Regions from separate parts of the Homo sapiens genome. Here region 2 is linked to region 1. A link is a loop called in an ENCODE intact Hi-C map of the cell type or tissue named here. Cell type or tissue: gastrocnemius medialis. All regions are shown on one strand. Each heading gives the region's core, and the rest is flanking DNA. Links, peaks and the distances in the headings are about the cores only.

Evidence for each region. A loop is a pair of places that touch in the nucleus more often than their neighbours do. Peaks named below come from ENCODE experiments on the same cell type or tissue, not always from the same donor. Only the 100,000 strongest peaks of a DNase experiment are listed, where the experiment ranks them.
Region 2: it touches region 1 in a loop (5-fold over the local background); 12 of 110 quality-filtered maps call a loop at or near these places.

What each region holds. Positions count from the first base shown.
Region 1 is chr5:135,429,241-135,439,952 of GRCh38, forward strand. No RefSeq gene overlaps it. Among named protein-coding and RNA genes, the nearest start is that of DCANP1, 13 kb to the right of the region's middle. RefSeq lists enhancers at 4,669-7,214, 8,039-8,198. In gastrocnemius medialis, for the core only: no CTCF peak of the experiment used is centred there; DNase peaks (open chromatin) are centred at 4,511, 5,101, 8,451 and 9,041; H3K27ac peaks cover 3,393 bases.
Region 2 is chr5:135,368,465-135,379,176 of GRCh38, forward strand. It overlaps MACROH2A1 (macroH2A.1 histone), which reads right to left. Exons shown (of 9, transcript NM_138610.3): 3 at 1,572-1,678; 4 at 942-1,139. Among named protein-coding and RNA genes, the nearest start is that of MACROH2A1, 25 kb to the right of the region's middle. In gastrocnemius medialis, for the core only: no CTCF peak of the experiment used is centred there; DNase peaks (open chromatin) are centred at 5,857 and 6,767; H3K27ac peaks cover 2,585 bases.

The sequences.
Region 1 (10,712 bases), core at 1,362-9,361:
AAGGAGCGCTCAGTCAATAGTAGTCACTAATCATTACAAGAAGACTAACTGTGTACAGAACCAGTCCTGTAAATTGCATCTTGCTGCCCACCAGTGTTAGCAGGATTTTTTCCCACTTTGGTTTTTCCAAGCAGTCAGCAGGCATCTACAACAAGAAGAAAATGATCCTTGGCTAACGTTGCTTTCCCCTTGTGTTCTCGCCAACAATTCATGTTGCCTTAAGAGATTAGGCCTCTTTATTGCTTGCTTCACTGCCCCGCTAGCTGTCTGCACCAACGTTACATCGTGGCTGGCTGGGCGTGTCCTTCTGATGGACTCCAGGCCTGCTGCACAGAGAGCAAGGGGGTTATTTGATCTCTTGGCTGTGGCTCTTACAAGTCCCATTGAGAGTGCTCTTACCCACAGAACTCTGCTTTGCTAATTGTCCCAGTGTAGCCAAATAAGCACAATTACACCTAAAGCAATGAGCATTTCTTCTGGCAGGATTTGGGATTTGGAAGAGAGCAGCCTCTACGGGGGCTCAGGGGTCAGCTCTGGGTACCACGCAACCCTTCCCAGACCCTCAGAACCCCCATGACTAATGGGCAGCTGATACAGGGTTATGAGGAGGCATCCCCCGCTTCCAGAGAGATTTATTACTCAGCCTGGACCAGAGTCCTGGAATATAAGAAAATCCCTCTATTTGGTGTCTGTCAAGATGGGCCCGAAGCCTGGTATCTTCCCCTCTGAGTCCTGTTGCACAAATTGTGTTGGTGGGAAGGCAGGGAAGTTGTTCTTCCACCCCTGCCTCAGATGACTTTATTAAAAAGCCAGTTGGCACTTTTCCTATTGCGCATTCTCATTACAGTGCTTCCAAAAAAGTGAAGTTATCCCACAAAGCCGACTCATAAAATTATTAGACCCTGGAGAGATGTTCAGACTCAATCCCTTTCACCAGCGAAAGCTTAATGAGAGTGCAGCCCTGCCCATGGGCTTCCACAGCACCATTGTCACCCACACTGGCCCGCTGCCCCGCTCACGCAAGCCTGCCTGCAGCCTCGCAACTCTAAATCCAGTCTTTGCAGCCCCCAAACTCTTCAAATTCACTTCAGGACTATGGAATGCTCTCGATGGGCCACTGAACTCAGCATTAGCAACCAGCGTTTGTTTTTTAAAAAAATGAACTCTTTGAAAAGTGACAAAAATCCCCTTCTCTTTACCCTGGGTCCCTGTCTCTCTGCTGAGTGCTCTGTTTTATTGACAACAGAGTTCTCCAACTTTAGCGTGTGTGAGAATGATCTGAAGAAAACAACAGTGAGATTCCACTTCGCACCTACTGAGACGGCTATACAGTGAGTCCTCCCATAATGTCCATTCATCCAATGTTGCTTCGTTATAAGATTGATGAGAAAAAAAAACAATCAATTCCGGCCTGGGGCCACTGTCTGTGTGCAGTTGGCACATTATCCACATACCTGCGTGGGTTTTCTCTGGGCACTCGGGTTTCCTCCCACATCCCAAAGCTATGCACATTAGGCAGAAAAAAAAAAAAGGAAAATAACAGGCATTGGTGAGGATGTGAAGAAACTGGAACCCTCATGCATTGTGGGTAGAAATAGAAAATGTTTCAGCTACTATAGAAAACAGTATGGCAGTTCCTCAAAAAGTGAAACATAGAGTTACTATATGACCCCGCAATTTCACTTCTAGGTATACACACAAACACAAAAAGGAAGGCGGGGACTCAAGTAGATATTTGAACTCTAATGCTCATAGCAGCATTATCCATAATAGCCAAAGGGTGGAAACATCCCAAGTGTCCATAGAAGGATAAATGCATAAACAAAATGTAGCGTGCATATATACAATGAAATATTATTCAGCCATAAAAAAGAATGAAGTTCTGTTACATGATACAACATGGATGAACTTTGCAAACATTATGCTGAGTGAGCTAAGCCAGAGACAAAAGGACACATATGGTATGACTCCATTTAGATGAATATCTAGGCTAGGTAAATTCACAGAGACAGAAAGTAGATTAGAGGTTACAAGGGCTGGGGGAAGGGGAAAACATTATTATTTAATGGGGATAGGGTTTCTGTTTGGGGTGATAATGCTGGAAACCGGCCCAGCGTGGTGGCTCACACCTGTAATCCCAACATTTTGGCAGGCCGAGGCAGGCAGATCACCTGAGGTAAGGAGTTCGAGACCAGCCTGGACAACATGGTGAAACTCTGTCTCTACTAAAAATACAAAAATTAGCCAGGCGTGGTGATGGGCACCTGTAATCCCAGCTACGCGGGAGGGTGAGGCAGGAGAATCACTTGAACCTGGGAGGCAGAAGTTGCAGTGAGCCTAGATCGTGCCACTCCACTCCAGCCTGAGCAACAGAGTGAGACTTCGTCACACACACACACACACACACACACACAAAATGTTGAAAACAGTGAAGATGTTCGTGCAACAATGTGAATTGTAATTACACTGACTTGAATATTTAAAATGGTTAAAATGACATGTTTTATGTTTTATATATGTATATGTGTATATATATGTGTGTATATATGTATGTATATGTGTATATTGTGTGTGTGTGTGTGTGTGTGTGTGTATTGCCTGAAGAGCTTATTGAGATTCTGATTCCTGGCACTTGCTCCCAGATTGGTTGAGTCAGGAAGTCCAGTGTGGGGCCCCAGTATGTACCTTGTTAACAAGCATCCGAAGTGCCTCTGATGTAGGTAATCCATGGCCACTTTAGAAATACAGATAGGGTATGCCAACTGGCTTTCTTGCACAAAACGAGAAAACAAAACAGTTCATGCTGCTTTTCAGAGCTTGTCCTGAAAGCAGAGCACTTTCCACACTGCGAGGAGGAAGGTATGCCACTCCATGCAGGGTCCAGGGGCTCACTGAGCCCCAGTGAGTCTGAGAGTCTGGATGGGCACATTAGTTTATCCAGGCTGAGTCTGATTATGGCAGTCTTGGGGTCAAAGGACTAGCAGTGACTCTAAAATCAACCCGGTGGCCCTGAGATCTGGGGCCCTGCAGTGCCATCTACCCATCTCTAGGGCGGCCTCAGAGCCCTGTCCTGGTTCCTTCTCCGCCCTGCATTTCTCCAGCCAGCCTCCTCTGCTGGGTCCAGCAAAGGCCAGAGGCAGGAGGTGACTCTGGGTTCTGGTTTTGTTGAAGATGGTCGTGCCTTAATGATGAGAGAGAGATGGTTCTCTCTCCCTAATATTCCCAGTGCCAGGGTCAGGTTTGTACTTCTTCCATCAGTGGTATATGATCTCTCTTCCAGTATTCTACTCCCAGTAATCGGCACAATATATTGTATATTTTGAATAAATTTTTCCTTGCCTGTAAAGTAAGCAAATTACTAGACTATAATAATGTCTAGTAATAATTACTAGACTAAAGTAATGAGACTGTCTTGGGCAATTATGAAATATCTTCTGGGCTCATCTTTGAGAATGTGTGCCAGTGTCTTCTTGCTGCCTGGCAACTCAGGTATTCTTTGAGATTGGTTTGCACTTTCACCCTGAGTCCCTTAGACACATTTTCAAAAACTATTCTAATATGTCCCATCCAGGGAAAAAGACAGAAAAGAGCCTGGCCTAGAAACTCAAATGTAAGTACAGGTCATCTTCACAAGCAAGGGAGGAAAGAGGAAGGGTCACTTTCATCCTACTGATTTTTACTGAACCCCGACCAGGTGCCAGGTCTGGACCAGCCCCCTGGGAAATGGAAGTGAACAAGACACAGACCTTCCCTGGCCTCTACCTGCTGGATACTGGTAGTATCCTCTCCCCAAGCCAGACATTGTGAAATGTCCTCTGGGGAGAGGCAAAATCCACTCCGGTTGAGAACCACTAAGTTAAAGCATGATGTGTCCATGTGGTGGCATAGTATACTCATCAGGATAGTTTTTAGAAGTCATTAAAGATGTGTACAAAAATCTTCACAATATGACACAAAGAAAAAAGTTAGATCTATAATTTTACATATAAGAATAATACTAAAAGTACCAAATATACATACACAGTACATGGAAAGAGGTGGGAAGGAAATATAATAAAACATTATAAGAATTAAGCTGGATGGTAGGATAAATGACATGTTTCCAATTTTCTATTGTAAAAAACATTTTTTCAATAAGGATCAATGTTTTATATTTATTTTATGCATTTTTTTTGTTGTTGCAATTTTTAAAACCAGGCGGGTCTTGAACTTCTGGCCTCAAGCAAGCCTCCTGTGTCAGCCTCCCAAAGCTCTGCAATTACAGGCGTGAGCCACTGTGCCTGGCCCAATGTTTCATATTTATTTATTTGTACATACAATGTTGCTATGAGCCTGACCATTTATTTTAAGGAAATTTATTATTGGATATAACAGACATACAGAAAAGTGCACAAGTCATAAGTGTGTGGCTCAGGGGATTTCACTACGTGGTCATACCCATGTAGCCAGCACCAAGATCAGGGAACATCACAGGCGCTCTTACCTCCAGTGTCAACTTCCAGTCACCACCCCCCAGGGCTGACCCATTTCCTGATTTAAACTCCAGAGATTCTGTTTGCCTATTTTTAAGCTTCATATAAATGGAATCACACAGTGTGAACTCATTTGTGTCTGGCTGGCTTTGCTCAACATTGTTGAGCAATGTTGTTACTGTATGTAGTTGCAGTAGAGCACGGGTATGGATCATTTAAAAATCATAAAGCTATTTTTAAAAGAAGGCAGATTTGAAACCCTGGGACACTTTTTGCTTCCTGGGGAGCGCTACACAGTCCTTCTGCTGGGAAGTCGGCCCATGGCCTCCAGCCCCATCTGCTGCCCTGAAGATCCCAAACATTCTCTTGTGCAGTTGCTTCTGCAAAACTAAGGAGGATTTGTGCCAGTACTCCTGACCCTGCCGGCTCGCCCACCATCGCCAGTGATATGCATTTGGGCCCCTTGACAAGGAGGCCAATCAGATAGAATGGAGAGGGGGACATATGTGTCTCACCATGGTGGTGCCGGACATAAGGCTGACAGGAAGTGGTGTCCAGCAGGGGTTCAGATCCTCCTGAAGGGAGGGCCATCTCTTCCTGCTCCCGTGGTGACTGTCGCTGATAGGCCACAGGCAGAGAAGCAGAAGCTCTCTCTCAAAGGTCGCCCCATCTGGCCCTGGCTCATCACATTCCTCAGCGTAAAGCACCCTCTGCCCTTGTTCTCGTTGCAGCAATCCTATGAGGGTTAGGGCTAGGGGGGGCTACAGTTATTTTCCATTTTGTGGACCATGAGGCTGAGACTGGGGAAAGTCAGCCTGCAGAAGGGCACAAGCTGGGCTTCGTGTCCAGGACTCCATGACTCCCAAGCCCGAGTTCTTACCCCTGGATATTTGCCTCTAAAGGCCACCTCCCTGTCCCTCCCATGTCTGGCTGAGGTTGGGAGATGGGGGTCGTGACTCAGTCTCCGGTGATGGGCTCAGCCTGGCGAGCTGCTCCCAGCCAGCTGTGTGGTCAGGCAAGTCATTCTCCCAGAAGATGCTGCAGTTTGTTTGACCATAAAGTGGGCAGCTCAATACTTCTCTTCTTCTCACGCCAAGCCCCTCCTCCCCGAGCCTGCAGGAATCTCTGGAAAAATGTTCTGGAAAAACGGAGGCATTTTTACGACTCTCTCCTCACCTAAACCCGCTGCGCCAGGACAGAGCCCAGACCCTCGGGCTCTAACCGTTATCCTACACTTTGGACCCGGGCAGCCCCTGCCTTTGATGTTGTCTTGCTAAATGTCCCCGAGTCACTGGCGGGCTCTGATCTCTCCAGCACCTAATAATTCAGTCTGAAGTAGTGAGCAGCTAATCAGCTGGGCAACTCTTGCAGCTGCACAATGAAGTTGAAGGGAAAGGGGGTCCCTTTCATTCTTGGGGTCTCATTCTACAACCCGATGGCCAAGGCAGACAGCACCGTCCGCTGGCCAGGGGGTGGGGTTAATTCCTGCAAGGACCTGGGTGAAGGTCTGCCTGGCCAAGGCAGCCCGTTGCAAGGTTTGAATCATGGCTGTCTCAGCTGGGCCATCGGGTGGGAATTAAAATTTAATTTAGAAAGTCCTGTCTCTGCGGCCCTGGTGGCCGTCGTCTGGGTGATTGACTGGCTGGTTTCTTTCACCTTTGCACGTCTTGGGTTTTTACTGGCAGAGGAAATGAAGGCTGAACTGGGGCAGGAAATTCCATGTACACAGGTGTTTCTGATTAGCCCCGTGCACCTCACCCAGGGGCACAACCAGGGGCTGAGATGCCTGCATGAGCCCATGGGCCCCTCTCTGGCTTGGCAACTGTGGCAGCTTTGCATCTAGGGAAGGCTGGACAGGGCACTCACACCGTTGCAGGGCAGACAGAGGTGCCAACCAGTGGTCTGCTGCCTGGCCCTGGGAACCCGGTGACATTCTGCCATGGACACGAGATCACACAGCGCCCTTGGCCAGAACCACCCCAGCCTCTGTGTCTGCAGTGGGCTGCTGGTGGCACCAGGGCCTGACCTGGAGATTAGCATCGCCCTGAGGTGTGTTTACACATTGTAGCTGGCGCTTCATGTGGCTGACCTGCCCCCATTTTCACATCTTCAGAGGGGCTTAGAGATCCAAAAACCACCTCCTCCTTTACTTAAAGGGTCTCTGGAGGGGTCGGGGAGGGCAGCCCTGGGCTTGGCTCAAGATGGCCATCTGTAGCAGTGGTTTCAGAGGCTGAAGAAGCAGCTTTCTTCATCCCATACCAGCTTTTCACTGCCACTGAAGCATCCCACCATTGTTATTCACTGCCATGGGTAAAGGCACTCGGGGCTCCCGTTACACTTAGAGTATACCTGGAGGGAGGGGCATTCCAAGAAATGGCTCATGGAGACACACTGGCTGGCTCTGGGCAAATGTCCACTCCAACCCTACCCACCTTGGTTTTCCCATCTGTAAAATGGGCATCATAGGAACAAAGTCTGCTGGATCAGCACATGGATTAATGAGATAGTCTGCAAAACATCAGGCACATAGAGGATCCACAAAGCATGCAGCCCCTGGGAACATTCTCAAGGGAATTGTTCCAAAGAAAAAGTATTTGATGAATACTTTGAAGTATTACATTAACCATTGCAAAAACATTTTAACCAGTTAAAATGCTCATTGGTTAGTTATAGACTAAGGTGTATTGTGACATAATAATGTGTAACCAATAAGCTCAATATGACAAGGATGGAGCCATATGAAATTCCAAGAAATAACTGAGGAAAATGAGTCTGTGTAGCCTGATTACAACTGTGAGAAAGTGTGTACCCTGAGGAAGATTGGAGGGGCATGTAAGTAAATGTTTATTTAAATACATTTCAGTTATCCACGTAGTTAAATGCATATTAAAACACGAAAATTAAATAAGAGCAGAGACAGATATGAATGTGTCTAAGTTATCAAGTTCCTACTAGGAGAAGACTCCATGTCATCAGTCCAGGACAGAATGTATGTGGTCCCAAACGCTGGAGAAAAGCCTGTGGCTGAGCTTTTGCCCCGTAGGGAACACGGAAACAGTCAACAGAATGCATGTGGCCACCACACGAGGTTCTGGACTCAGACTGGGCATCCTGGGGATCTTGGAGGCTATGGGGCTAAGCCACCGTCATAGTAAGCCCCTTTTAACAGCCTAGGGCCTCATGTCTCCCCCTGCCCCTGTCACCTGGAGAGAGACCTGGGCTCCTGAGGAGGGGCTGGGAGTGGAGCCTCACCCACATCCTCAGGACTCTGAGTGACACTCTGCTGACCCTGTTAGCTGCAGAGTAAGAGAAATGTGTTTTCATTGCTGTTACGAGTTTCCAGGCTGGGCAGCGAGCAGCCCCTTTAGAAAGGACCTCTTGTTCTTAGTGAAACACAAATAAATGTCTGTCGTGTGGGGCTATGTGAGCTGGGAGGTGGAGGGGGCTAAATGGAGAACTCAGAGAGCTGGCTACCTTGTCCCTGGGCCCCTGCCCAGTGGGCAGCAAGGCATAGCCAGGGGCTGTCCCTCTCTCTCAGCAGACGGCCCATCCTTCAAGGTATGACTTCGTCCCTGCCCCGCTCAGAAACCCCTTCTGCCCAGACCAGCCTTTGTCAGGTTGAGCTCAGAGTCCTTCTGGAATCTGGATGTGGTCCTGGGTCCCTGGAGGGCAGAAGCTGGGCCTCACCATTTCTGTGCTGCACCCGCCACAGCCCCCACACCCAAGGCTCTCAGGATGAATCTCGGTACATTGCGACTGAATTGCCGTGGATGAAAATAACGGTTGGAATGGCAGCAGTGGCTTGTGAATTTCAATTCCTCTTCTAAAACCACTTGCAGATATTTCTGCTGCTTTCTTCCCCTCTCCCCTCCCCCCTCTTCCCTCCCCTGAAACAGGAATTATGAGACAGTAACGCACACTCCTTTTGCATTTGCGGCTCCTCTTGTGGCCATCGGTATGGTTCCTTCAGGGACTGAGCCTGCTGTGACTCACTTCCCAGTCCCCCAGGCCCCAGCAAGCACCATCAGATAGGAGGCTTGTCACCTTGGAGGGAAGGGGGCAAAAAGATAATTTCCAAACATTGAGGCCTTAATGTCGGTCAAGCACGGTGCAGAGTCCTTCACAGGCACCCCCATTTTATCCTCCCAGACACCCTGTAAGACCTGTGATACTCCTGTTTCACAGAAAGAAGAAACTGAGGCTGGGAGAGGTTGAGCTCTTGCCTAAGGTCACAGAGCCAGTAAGTGGTAGAGCTGGGATCCAGACTTTGGCTGTCTGAGACCGAAGTCTAGGCTTTTCTTTGCTCTAAATCCCTCAACTCAACTTCTCTTTTGTCTGAGGAATTCTAGGAAGTGTTGGTTCTGTTTCTCATCAGTGGGGCCTGATGCTCCCCATGGTCTCTGGGCACTTGCACGTCATCCCAGAGGCAAACCTTGGGTATGCAGAGCCTTGTCCCAGGGTCCAGGATGTTCAAGACCAGCTGGAATCAGATGCCTTCTGGCTCCTTGCCCTGCCACGTGGAAATGCCATTTGTAGTGAGCCGGCTGTCGTTGGAGAGCTGCCTTTAGGTGCAGTGAGTCAAAGGACCACATGGAAATACTTTAGCCTGAGGCGGCGCTAGGAGCAGCCCTGGCTTGTAGCCATGAACGGCAGCAGGTCCAATAACACTGAGTTCCAGGTATGCATGTTGCCAAGAAGGGAGAGCAGTTTGGAGACCGACCAGCTCCTCTGGCTCATGCAAAAGCCCCTACACAGTGCTAGGCACGTGGTGCTCAGTAAACATAGGTTCCCGTTCTCTGTGAGAGGAAGGCCTTGGCCCTGTGCACTGAGTGTCCTGGTAATGGAATGCTCTACGCTCTGGCTGTCTTGGGCTGGGGGAAGAGGGAGAATCTACACCAGGAAACCATAGGCTCCTGAGGTTGAATGCAAGTTGCGTGTGTTCCTATGTGCAAAGAGAAGCCATAGCTATCATTTTCTGAGGTGTCCAAGACCCACAAAAAGCCAAAGACTGCACTACCCGAGAGACTGCAGCAGGAATGAGTGGATTAAGCCATTCAGCATGTCCAGACATACAAAATCACTGGGGACAGCTGGCTGAGGGAGACAGGCCAAGCTAGCACACGCATGTGAGGAAGAGGAATGGGCACTCAGGCCAGGCCAGCTCTCTGAGCAAAATGGAGCTCCTTCACGCTTCCCTTCCCGGCCTGACCACACAGGCTGCAGAGCACAGGGGCCCGCTTAAGGCCTTCAGGGAAGATGGCCTCCCCCAACATCATCTGTGAACCTCATCTCCAAGCTCAGAGCTTCCTCCCAGGTGGGGTTGCCCCTTCTCAGAGCTCCAATTTCCCCATCAGCCTTGGGCCGTATATCTTCCCCTTCTTTCTACGGGCTGCTTTATAGCTTGCTGGAAACACCTTCCCTTAGCACTTCGAAATGTATCACTTGAAAGCATCTTAACGTTAATCAATGTGATTCTTTTTTAATTTGAAGGGGCTTATTTCTCCAAATGGCTTTCCTGATCTTATAGGAGGGCATGCTCTCTAATATTAAACTTTTTCTTTAAAAAGAGCAAAAAAAATGACTCACATCTGTTTGATATTTAATTCAAATTGAATGGCAGGACAGGAACGAAATTACACTGCAAAGGGCCATAAAGCGTGATGTTTAAAAGAGCCAAGCATACCAAACCTACATGCCAGAAAATTTGAAATGACAAAGGATTGAGGGGGTGTGGCCTGGGCAATGGAGTATCTCCTACCCAGAAGCTGGAGGGGAAGTAGCCAAGCTGGGGGAAGGTGGGAGGTGGGAGAAGGTCTCATTTTGCACGGGAGGACTTTGTGGGGGCTGGTTTCCAGCCACATGTGAGTTTGGGGGTCTGGGATCTGAGCCCCAAGCAGAGGTCCTGGAATCCAGTGCTGGCTGCTCCATGTTGCGGGGCGGGGTGGTGGCCTGTCTGGGGATCTCCAAGGGGCTGCTGGGTAACGCTGCATGCAGCCTGGGTGGTCAGCCAGGCACTGTCCAGCTCTCGGTGTCCAGGAGGCCTTGGGGTTTGGCTACAGCTCAGAGAATTGAGTTTAAAGCCCTTCTGCTGCCTTCTGATCAGTTTAGCAGAGACACCAACATCCTGTGTCCCAGAGGGCAGAGAAATGGGTGGATCTCAGAGAGCTGTGTTTTCCTCCAATCTTGGAAGGAAGGCACCCTCTGAATGTCACTGTCCCCGAGCTCTGTGACAGAAGTCCT
Region 2 (10,712 bases), core at 1,548-9,547, 61 kb before region 1:
TCTTGCAAAATACAGAGGTCACCTTCTGCCATGGGTAATTTCCTCCTGATCTGGCTGGAGGCCAGAAGGAGGACTCCTTAAGGGGTACCTCAGAGCAGGGCAGCCTCAAGATTCCATTTTCTTAGAGACCAAGATTTGGTGGCACTGTCCATTGTTTGTTGGCTCTGGAGGCTGTGACAACTGCTGACAAGTAGGACTGGGCAAAGAAGGAACAAAGAAAATGTATCCCAGTTGCCTTGTAGTCTCCAGCTCATGCTCAGACAGGTGAGCACAGCAATCACAGGCCTGGACCTCCGGAGGGTGCTCCTCCACACTGAGGATCATGACCTGGAGTCTGCTGGCCTTCTCCACCCAAGATGACATTAGATAACACTAATGAGAGGGTTTCCAGCACCTAGGACCCAGCCAATCCAAGTTAGGCCCAGGAAGAAGCACCTGAGTAATACATCCATTTTCCTCCTTGACAGAGGCAACCATTCTGGAGTGAACTGTCTAGAGCGCCCTGATGGAAGACATGCAGCCATGGCAACATGAGAGTTCTGCAACTGAGCATCAGGGCATGCAGGTAGCTGGCCACAGGACTAGACAGTGGCTGTCCCCTAACACAGGGAAGCCCCCTTCCCACAGGTGTGTGCATCTCCCTGGAAGGGCCAGCTTGGGAGTCCTTCCAGCTTGACACTATCCCTGAAAGCCCACCACCCATCCCCCTTGCCTACAGAGGTTCTGTCCTTCAACTGGGTCCAGACTCTGGGAGGGCCTCCTGACTCTGGCTACTTGTGTTGGACTAGCCCCTCTGGAGAGTAATCAGCTCCTACATGTTCCTCCTTTATTCTCCCATCAGTGGGATGAGCCCACAGGGGGAATGAGGGGGGTGCCCTGGTAACCCTGTTTATCCGTACCCCATCCTATCCCACTTCATACATTCTGGCCAAATCACATACCTTGGATTTCCGGGCCCCTTTCTTGCCTCCTGCTTTTTTAGATACAGGCTTCTTCTGGGATGGAGACTTGGCCTTTTTGGCTGGGGGTGGTGTGATGATGGCTTCCAACTTTCCTTTGGATCCCCGCTTCTTCGCTAGCAACTCGGGGTGGATGTTGGGTAACACACCCCCACTGGCTATGGTGACTCCTTTTAGCAGCTTTCAGGAAAACCAGAATAGCAGATAGTGAGCCAGATACCCTGCTTCTAACCTTCAAGAAGCCAGCCCTGCCCAGGACAGTCTTGCTTTGGGTTGGTGCAGCTCCTTCCTCCATGGCATCCTCCATGAGGATGCTGCCAGGACTCAAGCTCACTGCTCAGGGATCCAGTCCCCAGAGTCCCTCACTCAAATGGAATTTAGATCATCTCTCTCCTTTCGGGAGAGCCAAATACCTTGTATTATCCTGCTTCCCCCAACACTCCCAATAAGGCCTTGGGGAAAAACTGCCATGGGAGGCAGAGAAGCTGCTAATTAATCCAAAAGGCAGTCCACACCTTTCATAACCAGCCAACACCAAAGCCTCTCAGCTATGTTTCTTGGGCAGTATGACCACCTGCTCAAACATCAGTGGGAGATGGGAGAGGCCCATACCTGATTCAGCTCTTCATCATTGGCCACAGCCAGCAGGATGTGCCGGGGTGTGACCCGTCCCTTCTTGTTGTCTCTCGCTGCATTGCCAGCCAGCTCCAGAATCTCCGCTGTGGGGAGCAGAGATGAGTGTATGGTCATGTTAGAGGACCATGTGTCCCCGCCCCGGTCCCCACATTCACAGTGCCAGGAATGGGCAGAGGCAGCTGCTTCAGGAAGCAGCTACCCTGAGGTGAAAAGCTGTGGGCAGAGTCACAGAGGTGCTGAATGGCAAAGCTGAGTGGGACCTAGGAAGCCCCAGGTCCAATGCCCTTGTTTGGGAGATGAAGGAACTGAAGCTGAGGGAGAAGGGACCAGCTGAAGATCACTGAGTGAGTGAGTGGGAGGGCTGAGATCTGAACCCAGTTCCAGCTCTCATTTCCCAGAAAGGGTGCTTGCAGTTAGCACTGCAGATGTCACCAGGGCCAAACCCAAAGTCCTCAGTGTGGTCCCTGAGAGTATACCATGCCTGCTTAGAGTTTCAAGGACAGGATGGCTTGCTATTGAGGAGGCCTGTTAAATCTTTGTTGATTACATCAATGCTGAATGCCTGCACATCTGGATGCAAAACTGGAAGGATGTGACTGGATTCTTTACAAAGTCAACATCACAAATACATTTTTTAAAGTGTGTGTGTGTGGGGGGAGGTTGTTGTAGATTCAAAAGGTGAAAAAGATGTAAAAGCCAAATATAATGTGTCACTCCTTGATGAAATTCTGATTCTTTTAATAAAAGCTAGGAAAGTCATTTTGGAGACAACTGAAGAGCTCTGAATGTGGACTGGGTATCAGACACACGGGATTATTTTCTTAAGTGTAATAATGGTATTGCCATTCTGTAGGGAGCATCCTTGTTCTTAGGAGATACATGCTGATGTATTTAGGGGTGAAGCATCTTGATGCCTACAACTTGCCCTCCATTCTGAAAAAGCTCTAAGGAATAAAGCAAATATGGCAAAATGTTAACAGTTGTTAAATCTAGGTATATGATTATAAGAACATTCCTCTTTCAAGGAAATTCTGTCATTTGCAACAACATGGATAAACCTGGAGGACATTATGCTAAGTGAAATAAGCCAGGCACAGAAGGACAAATATAGCATGAATTCATTTCTATGTGGAATCAGGGACTGGGGGTGGGGTCGGGGCGAATGTTGGTCAAAGGACATAAAGTTTCAGTTAGAAGAAGTTTTAATGATCTATTGTGCAGAATAGTAACTATAGTTAACAATCATGTATATTTAAAAATTGCTAAAATAATAGATTTTAAAAGTTCTTAACACAAGGAAACAAATATGTAAGGTGATGAAATCAGTGTATTCTTGACATTCTGTATGTTTGAAATTTTTCAAAATAAAATGTATGCAAGAAAATAAAAACTAGAAGGGCTATGAGCATAACCCATAGTTAGTACTAAGTTAAGAGCTGATTTACCTGCCATCTGGGCACAGTCTCACAAGACAAGACAGGTTTTCCACAGCACCAAAGATGGTGGGAACTAGGAAGTACCCTTTGGCAAAACCTGGTTTTCTCCTTGGCATTACAGTTCTCTTGGTAACCTGTCAACCTCATCACTGTCTCCTTGTTTTCTTAGTGAGGCATACGGATAGACCCAGAATGGATCTTATATTCTCCACTTCTGCAATTCTGCCCACACTGGGATGTCATTCTAGGCTACCCTTCTGGGCCCAACTCAAATCTGACCTCCTCCCAGTACTAAAGAATTTCTAATATTTAGTTATGTTGTAAACACTAGATTTCTCCAGCAACACCAGCACTCAGAATCATTATGAAATAACTAGGAAGAAAATTCTAGCTGCATAAAAATCGTGTGTTAAAAATTTACGGTATGACACAGGGCATGCATTTTTAAGAGGTACTAACAGCTCCACCCAATGCAAATAACCTGCTGTATGTGTGTAAAGCTGAAAAATTGCTTGGCTACTCAAGGAAACTCTCATATTAGCTTTGGGGGCAGGGGCGGGAGGAGATCAGACACACTTGAAATAGCAGGTTTCCCCCTAAATCCAAGGCAGGAATTCCTTTGCTCAGTAATCACCATACTGATGACACACAACTCTGTGCTTGGCAGGAGGGACCCAAGGCACCAGGAGGCCCCTGTCTTCTCAGTGTTCCCAGGCCTGCAGGGCTACACATGCCAGTGATACAGAGAGTGATAAAGAATGCCACAGGGTCCCTTACCTGGGCTTTATACATGTGAGAGCCACAAAACTAAGGCAGGGTGGAAGGCAAGATAGCCAGTGCTTACATGGAATCTGGTGGAGGGGCTCACATTTCCCACTTTCACCCATCAGTCTCCACAACGCTATTCCCTTCCCTGTACCAGTGTCAGCACAGTTTAGTTTACCAGTGGAGGAGGGAGATGGCCACCCAGCATTTTCACTGAAGCTTCCCTATCATTGATCGTGGTAGTGTCCCAATGCCCAGCAGTGATGGGCCCACCTTGGCCAAGCCAAAAAGGTGCCTGTGATGCCTATGTGACCTTGGGCCCTGGGTACTGTGAATGCAGAAGCGCCTGCCTGGCCAGCCCAGCTTGGCCTTCATTCTCCTGTGTTCATGGGCGGGAGAGCACATCCGTAATGCCACTGTCCTGCCCACGGCCCAAGAGGATGCCAAACCAAGAGTCTAAGCCCAACAAGAACACAGAGCCTGGGAGCAATGGAACATGAAGGAGAGTCAGCCACGATGGGTGCTGGGCAGAATCCTCACGGCAGGAAGGCCTGAGAGGCATATCAAGCACCACTGAGCTGTAGCCCACTTTGCTGGCTTCCCCTCCCTTCCACAACCTTCCCCTTTTGGAGGCCACAACGAAGTTTTGGGCCATCGGTATCTGCAGAGCCAGAATATACAGGAGGAGGCTGATGGATTACAATCTTCTGACCATAATGTGCCAAGAATGCTTTATCTGCCCCCTCATTAACAGAGAGGAAGGGAGGCAGAAGGAGAATGCCCACAGTGGTGACCTGTTTTGCTAAGTCCTAAGCCCAACCCTTTGGCAAGAAAATCGTTTGAAGGTACAGTTTCTCAGGAAAGTGGAGGTGGCCTGTTTCCTCTTCCTGCCCAAAACGTTGGAGGAAGGCCCTCCCTGAGAGAAGGCTCAGTGGCCGTTGGTGGTCGGGGAGGAGGGGAGGGATGTGGTCTATATTTTCTGCAGTGCTGCCTTCACTTTTTTTTTGTGCAGGAAAAATGAGAATGATGGATAAAAAGACCTGAAGAGTGTGGTTGGGCCCCTGACTTGGGTGAGGGCAGGTAGTATGTAAAGAACAGAAAGCAACAGAGTAGCCCAGAAGTAAGCACATCGGGTTGAGAAACCTGAAAATGGATTCTCCAGGAGCTAGAGGACATTATCCCTGGCTTCGCAAGCTTTACCCCTTTATGCTCTTACTTTGTGACTGAAAAGTTCAGTAGCCTCAGTTTCTCCATTAGAGAAACTTGAAGGACCATGCTTATGTTTTGCTATTCAACTGGGAATCAGGGATGCCACACTGGACCAACCTGTAAGTGACAGTGAGTAGCAAGGTGGATAAGGAGGGGCAGAAGGAGGAGCATCTCAGCTCCTTAGAAAGAGCTGGGCAGGGATGTCATTCTGTTGCCTTCTTTACCAAGGAGCCCCAGAATCCAAGACTCTTCCTTTTTGCAAAACCCCAGCTCATCTTTTATCTGCACAAGCCAAAATTACTGCCTCTCCATACTCCTACCACCATAGGGTGGGCCCTCAGCCCTGTGGGTAGGGAGGAGGGAGCTGTGTCAAGTAGGGATAACAAAGAGGGGCACAGATCCACCTTCCAGCTAGTTAAGCAAGAGCTTTATCTTCTGTTTACTCTTGCATTTTTTTCAGATGGATAGTTACCATAGTAACCCCATCGTTAAGGGACACACAAGACAGAGCACCTCAGAAACACACCTTTTATGAGAAGTATATTCAGTGTCCCACCCCTCTCCTGTGCTGCAGCAGCAGAGGGCCGGGGCATTTCACCATGGCCAGGGAAAATGGAGGGTGCCCGACTTAACAAAAGCAGTAACCCAGAATACACACTCATCCCCTGCCAACCATCAGTAATACTCACCCTCTCATCCTTAGTCCAGGTTTAGAAAAAGCCATCGTAAAGGGCTTTCCTGGCTAAGAAAGAGTTGCCTGCTGCAGAGACAGCAGAGGTGCAAAATGCCAGCAACTCAACAAGATGGAACGGTTCCCATCTGCTCTCCAGGGCATGTTCCTATTCAGGGGGGAGCGGAGAGGGTGACTGACTGCTGAGGAATTGGGACAGGGCACACGTCACCAAAGGAGATGTCCTGATGTAGTTTTCTTCCCTGTAAGTGATCCTCTGCTTTGCAATAATATGGAGGGCAAAGTCATGGAGGCCCCAGGCTCAGGGCTGTACAGCAATGCCTGCCTGCCCCCCATGCACACTGGGATGGCCCTCACATTCCCACCAGCAAGGAGGGCTTTCTCCTAGGCTAGAACAGAGCCAACTTAAGCCTCTGCCTCAAAGTGAATGGAGCCGATGCCTTCCTACAAGGGGGAGGGTGGGTTCTTGCACTCAATTCATTTCATGTTTTGGAAGGTTTTGTGAGTCTCTGTTTTGTCTGTGGCTGGTCTAAAAGAAAAGCGATTCTGAGAAAGATAACCAGGAAAACACCAGATCTATGGACACAAAAATCCTTTTCTCCAGAGTTTCCAGAGCTCAGCCCTTGGATTCTCTCTTGAAGGAAATTTTCAGGAGCCACAGCCTGGAGGCTGTAACCAAAATAAATGGAATCCATAAGAAACCACAGGAAGAAACGGAAAAGAACAATTAGGAGAAGAAACAGAACCCCTTACCAGGTTCTCCACCCCATCAAGCCAAGTATTCTCAGTCGGTGACAGTCTAAGTTTTGTTACCAATGACCAATACTAGACTGATTTGGGGCCCAAGGCGCTTAGGGTCTGCTCTGAAGAGGACTGTAAGTGTGGTAAAGTTCCCAATTATAAATGGTGCAAAGGGAACAAGTTGAATGGTGAGCAAACTGGCCAGCTCATTAACTCTTCTAAGATTTTTGTTTTTCAAAACACATAAGCCTCTGGTTCTCACTCCTGGCCAGGGCCAGTCTCTGGCAACTAGTGAGTGGCTGGCACCATCATCTGTAGTGGCCTAGATGATGCAACCATATTCCCTCTCCTCAGAGCTGCAAGCCCTGCAGGGACATCCTGGGCCAAACGTTCCCCAGCTTCATTGAACATGACTGTTTTAAGGCCGCTTGACAAAATTCCCACATCCTTGGATAACAGCATGGTTTGGCAGCCTTTTTGACTACAGACCAGCCGTCTGAACATGAATACCTTTGACAGGTCTACTTTGCAAGTCCACCCAGAGACGAAAGGCTTAGGGTCCTTTTTCTTTTTTCCAAATGTCTTGAACTAAAACATATCTGTTGTATTGAAGCATTTTGTCTATCTTCCTTCAGCAAGATGAAGTCATGGTTTGCAGAATTAGACTCCTAACAGCTAACAGGTGATGTGTTGAGGCTGAGCCAAACTCTAAACACAACCCTTGCAATAGGAAAGAGTCAGGGGCTTTAACGGAGCTGTCTGAAGCTCTGTAAAACAGAGCTCATTTAACAAAAGAAATACTGAAAATAACAACCAGAAATCAAAGAAAAGCAAATGTTCACGTAATCCCAAGGAGAAAACATGTTTGCTACAAGGCCAACAACATGACAAGGAATCTGTTTATTGTATTTCTTTCGATTCATCATCCTTCCATCAGCAGTCCTTTGAGTTCAGAACTGTTTTACACCATCCCAGAAGGCCTTAACCCAATCAACCCCAATCGGAAGGTGACTGCTAAGAGCTTCCTGCATTCTGACCACACCACAACCTCCTCCAATTCCCTTGGTGGCTCTGAGTGTTTGCAGCCGCATCCCAGAATCCATTGCCCCCATCCCACCTTTTCAGGAGGTTGAGTGGCAGGGTCTGAAGCTTGCCCAGCCATCAGCTGGGAGCTCTGGGCCACAGCAAAGCTCTCCATCTGCTTGTCCCAGGGGCCTCAAAGGAACCAGAATTCCATAGAGAAAATAAAACCTACAGCAGTGATTGAAAGTAGTATTCCAAAGATGGTTCCAAGCCTGACACAAACTCCTCTACTGTTGTTAAGCCCACTGCAGACTCCTCCGAAAAGTCCAGGAGGAGCCAGGGGTCTCAGAGACAGCATTTGGTCCAGTCTTCTGCCTTCCCACAAAGTCTCCCAATAAGATGGAAATGCAGCTTAATTTGGGAATCTGTAAAGTAAGTTCCACTGACTGGAACTTTCAGCCCTATTTCAAAGTAAAAAATAAATAAGTTTACATTATACATAATAACACAGGGGAGCTATGATTCTTAGCAAACATTACCTTAATCTAACCCACCAACCCAACTCAGTGCCCGAATATCTTCCTTGTCAGGAAGTTTTCCTCTGCCTTCCTCACCTCTGGTGCTGTTTCAGCTGCCCGCTCTGTCTGCAGGGGAGGGCAGCAATCGCAAATGGCACTGTGGTGAGAGCCCGGGGTCTGCTGACAGACCGTCGGGGTTTGGATCCCAGCTCCTGTAATTATCTGTAAGATGTGGCCAAGTGCATCTAAGCCTCAGTTTCCTATTCTGTACAGGGGGAGTGATACCTGAGGTTACCTCTAGGCTTATGAGATTAATGAGTTACCAAGTAAAATGCTTAGTATACTCAGTAAATTCAAGCTACTACTGTTGAGGCTACAACTGCACTGTTAAAAAAGTGCGACAAGCTTGATTACCAGGAGAAAACTGCACTTCCTTTGCCTCGATTTCCTCTATCTATAACTGGATGATTTCGATGGATGGATTTGTGCCAAAAGGAGGAAAAAAGCAACAGAAAACCTGGTGTTTCCTCTGCCAATAGTTTACTCTTTGCTGTTATGCTTAACAGTTAACATATGTTTGAAAAATGCACTTGAACTCGATTAACCTCGGTGCTGCCAGACCTGCCTTGATGGAACACAGCACCCAGGGCGCCCCCACAGGCATCTCTACCTTGGAATGAGGTCTGGGGCTTTTGTCTGACCACAGCAGAGCGTGCAGAGCCAGTGGCTCAGGCAGTAGAAGTCAAGGCCCTGGGAAGGAGAAGGTGCCTGGGGAGGCCCTGAGAAACCTGTTCTACTCCAAGGCCTGGCTGGCAGCTGGGCAGGACCTCTGACCCACCAATCACTTGCTGTCAAGGACTCTCAATTAAGTTACAAGGAAATGGTTAATATGTATGTTTGTTTTGATAGGGAAAACCACAGCCATTTGTTCTTAATTCATCTCAGGAAGGGGTGAACAATCAGCGATGTCTGCTGAAATGAAATGATTTGAAGAGTATAATGTAAAGAGGAAACTCATTTAAGGAGCCCTGTCATGGTACGGTTTCCCAGATGGACTCAAAGCGAAAGAGCGAGGAGCAGAACAGTGAGTTTCGTGGGCTGCACTGTGTTGGGGGAGGAGGCGACGTCTGCAATCGGGCTACACATGTTCATCAAGACAGGGGAGCAGCTTCGCCCACTGGGAGCAGAATCAGGGACTTGGTCAGAGGGAGACGTTTTGCTCTACTCCCTTTTGTGCTGTTTGAATTTATCTTCTGCATATTTTCCTTTCAAAATGAAAATAATTATAACACTGGATAGATGAGAAGCTGCAGGCACTTCTGCTATCGGCTGCCCCAGCTGGCCTTTGGTACCACAGGTCACAAGCCCCCTTACCCTCAGACACTCTGTCCCAGCCTGCTTAATCCTGCTTCTCCCAAAAAATGGTTCTGAGCATGCGAAGACTTTCTAGGTTCTTTTTTCATGGCTGTTTTTAGAGCAGTGTGAGTGTGTCATAGAAAGGGAGGCCCCTGAGAGGGCACTATAGCTCCTGAGGTCTTTACCAGCCTGGCCTCTGTGCTGTCTGCCGGTGTGGATTCCCGATGCTGAGGACTGCTTGTCTAAGGATTTGCCTAAGCTCCAACACCTAGGATTCCACCTCCTCTTCGCTAAGGGGACAATGAAAGGACATTGGCCAAAAAGCTTCCCACTCTCCAGCCCTCCTCAGTGCCACTGAGTGACACAAGCTCCCCATACCTGACTGGGCACTGCCCTCTCCGACGCCTGCTGTGGCTCCTCAGGGCAGCTCTCTGCCCAGTACCTCGCTTGCTCTGCCACTGCTACAGCAGCAGCTCTAACATGCACCAGACCGCCCCTTCCCGGCGGGCCAGCACATGTCACTCCAGGGGACTTCGCCCCTCCTGTGCTCACACCCACCTCCTGCCTGTGCGCTCTAGACTTTCCTCATCCCTGTCCAGGGCTGCCTATCCTTCAAGGCCTATCTTGCAGGACCCCTGTCCTCCCTGCCCATACGAGGCCACAGGAATGTCTCTGGCAATCACCCATGACTGTTGCAGAGTCTGTCCCCTCAGGCTGTGTCTTCATCGAGCCAGCCTTGGGGACCGGGCATTTACCAGTCTTCCTGAGGTGTACGGTGGCTGCTTCAAGACAAAGGAAATGCCAAGTGGATGAAGTGCTCTGGGGTCCAATTCCTCTGACTGCTAAGGTTTCTGTGCTGTGTGATTTTGGAGAAGTTACTTAAACTCTGAACCTCAATTTACTCCTAAGAAAGCTAGGTGGTTTGAGGATTCGATGAATTACCAAATGTAAAGCATTTAATCAGTGCCTAGCACACAGTAACTGTTCAACATACGGCAGATGTTTTGGAACTTAACTGTTCCACCTTTACCTAGAATTCAGAGCACTTCCCCCGAAGTCCCTAAAACTAGTATTACAAGCCACAGTTAGAATATGAACTAGAGACTGCCAGGGCCTGGGGTGGGAGTGAAAGGGCAAGAAAAACAATGCTACTCAAGTTAAGTACCCTCATTTTCTGAATGAACAGCAGATATTGACTTTTAGCAGTCAATACTCAGATTTATAGAGGCAACATAAATGTGAACCAAAGACTACCTCAGCTACTAGTTACCACAAGGAGCATCAATCAGAATATCGATGGCAAGGGAAACCAACACATTAGCCATTTCCAGAGGCCTTGGGTTTGTTTCCACATGGCTCCCACAGCTCTGCAGGGAAC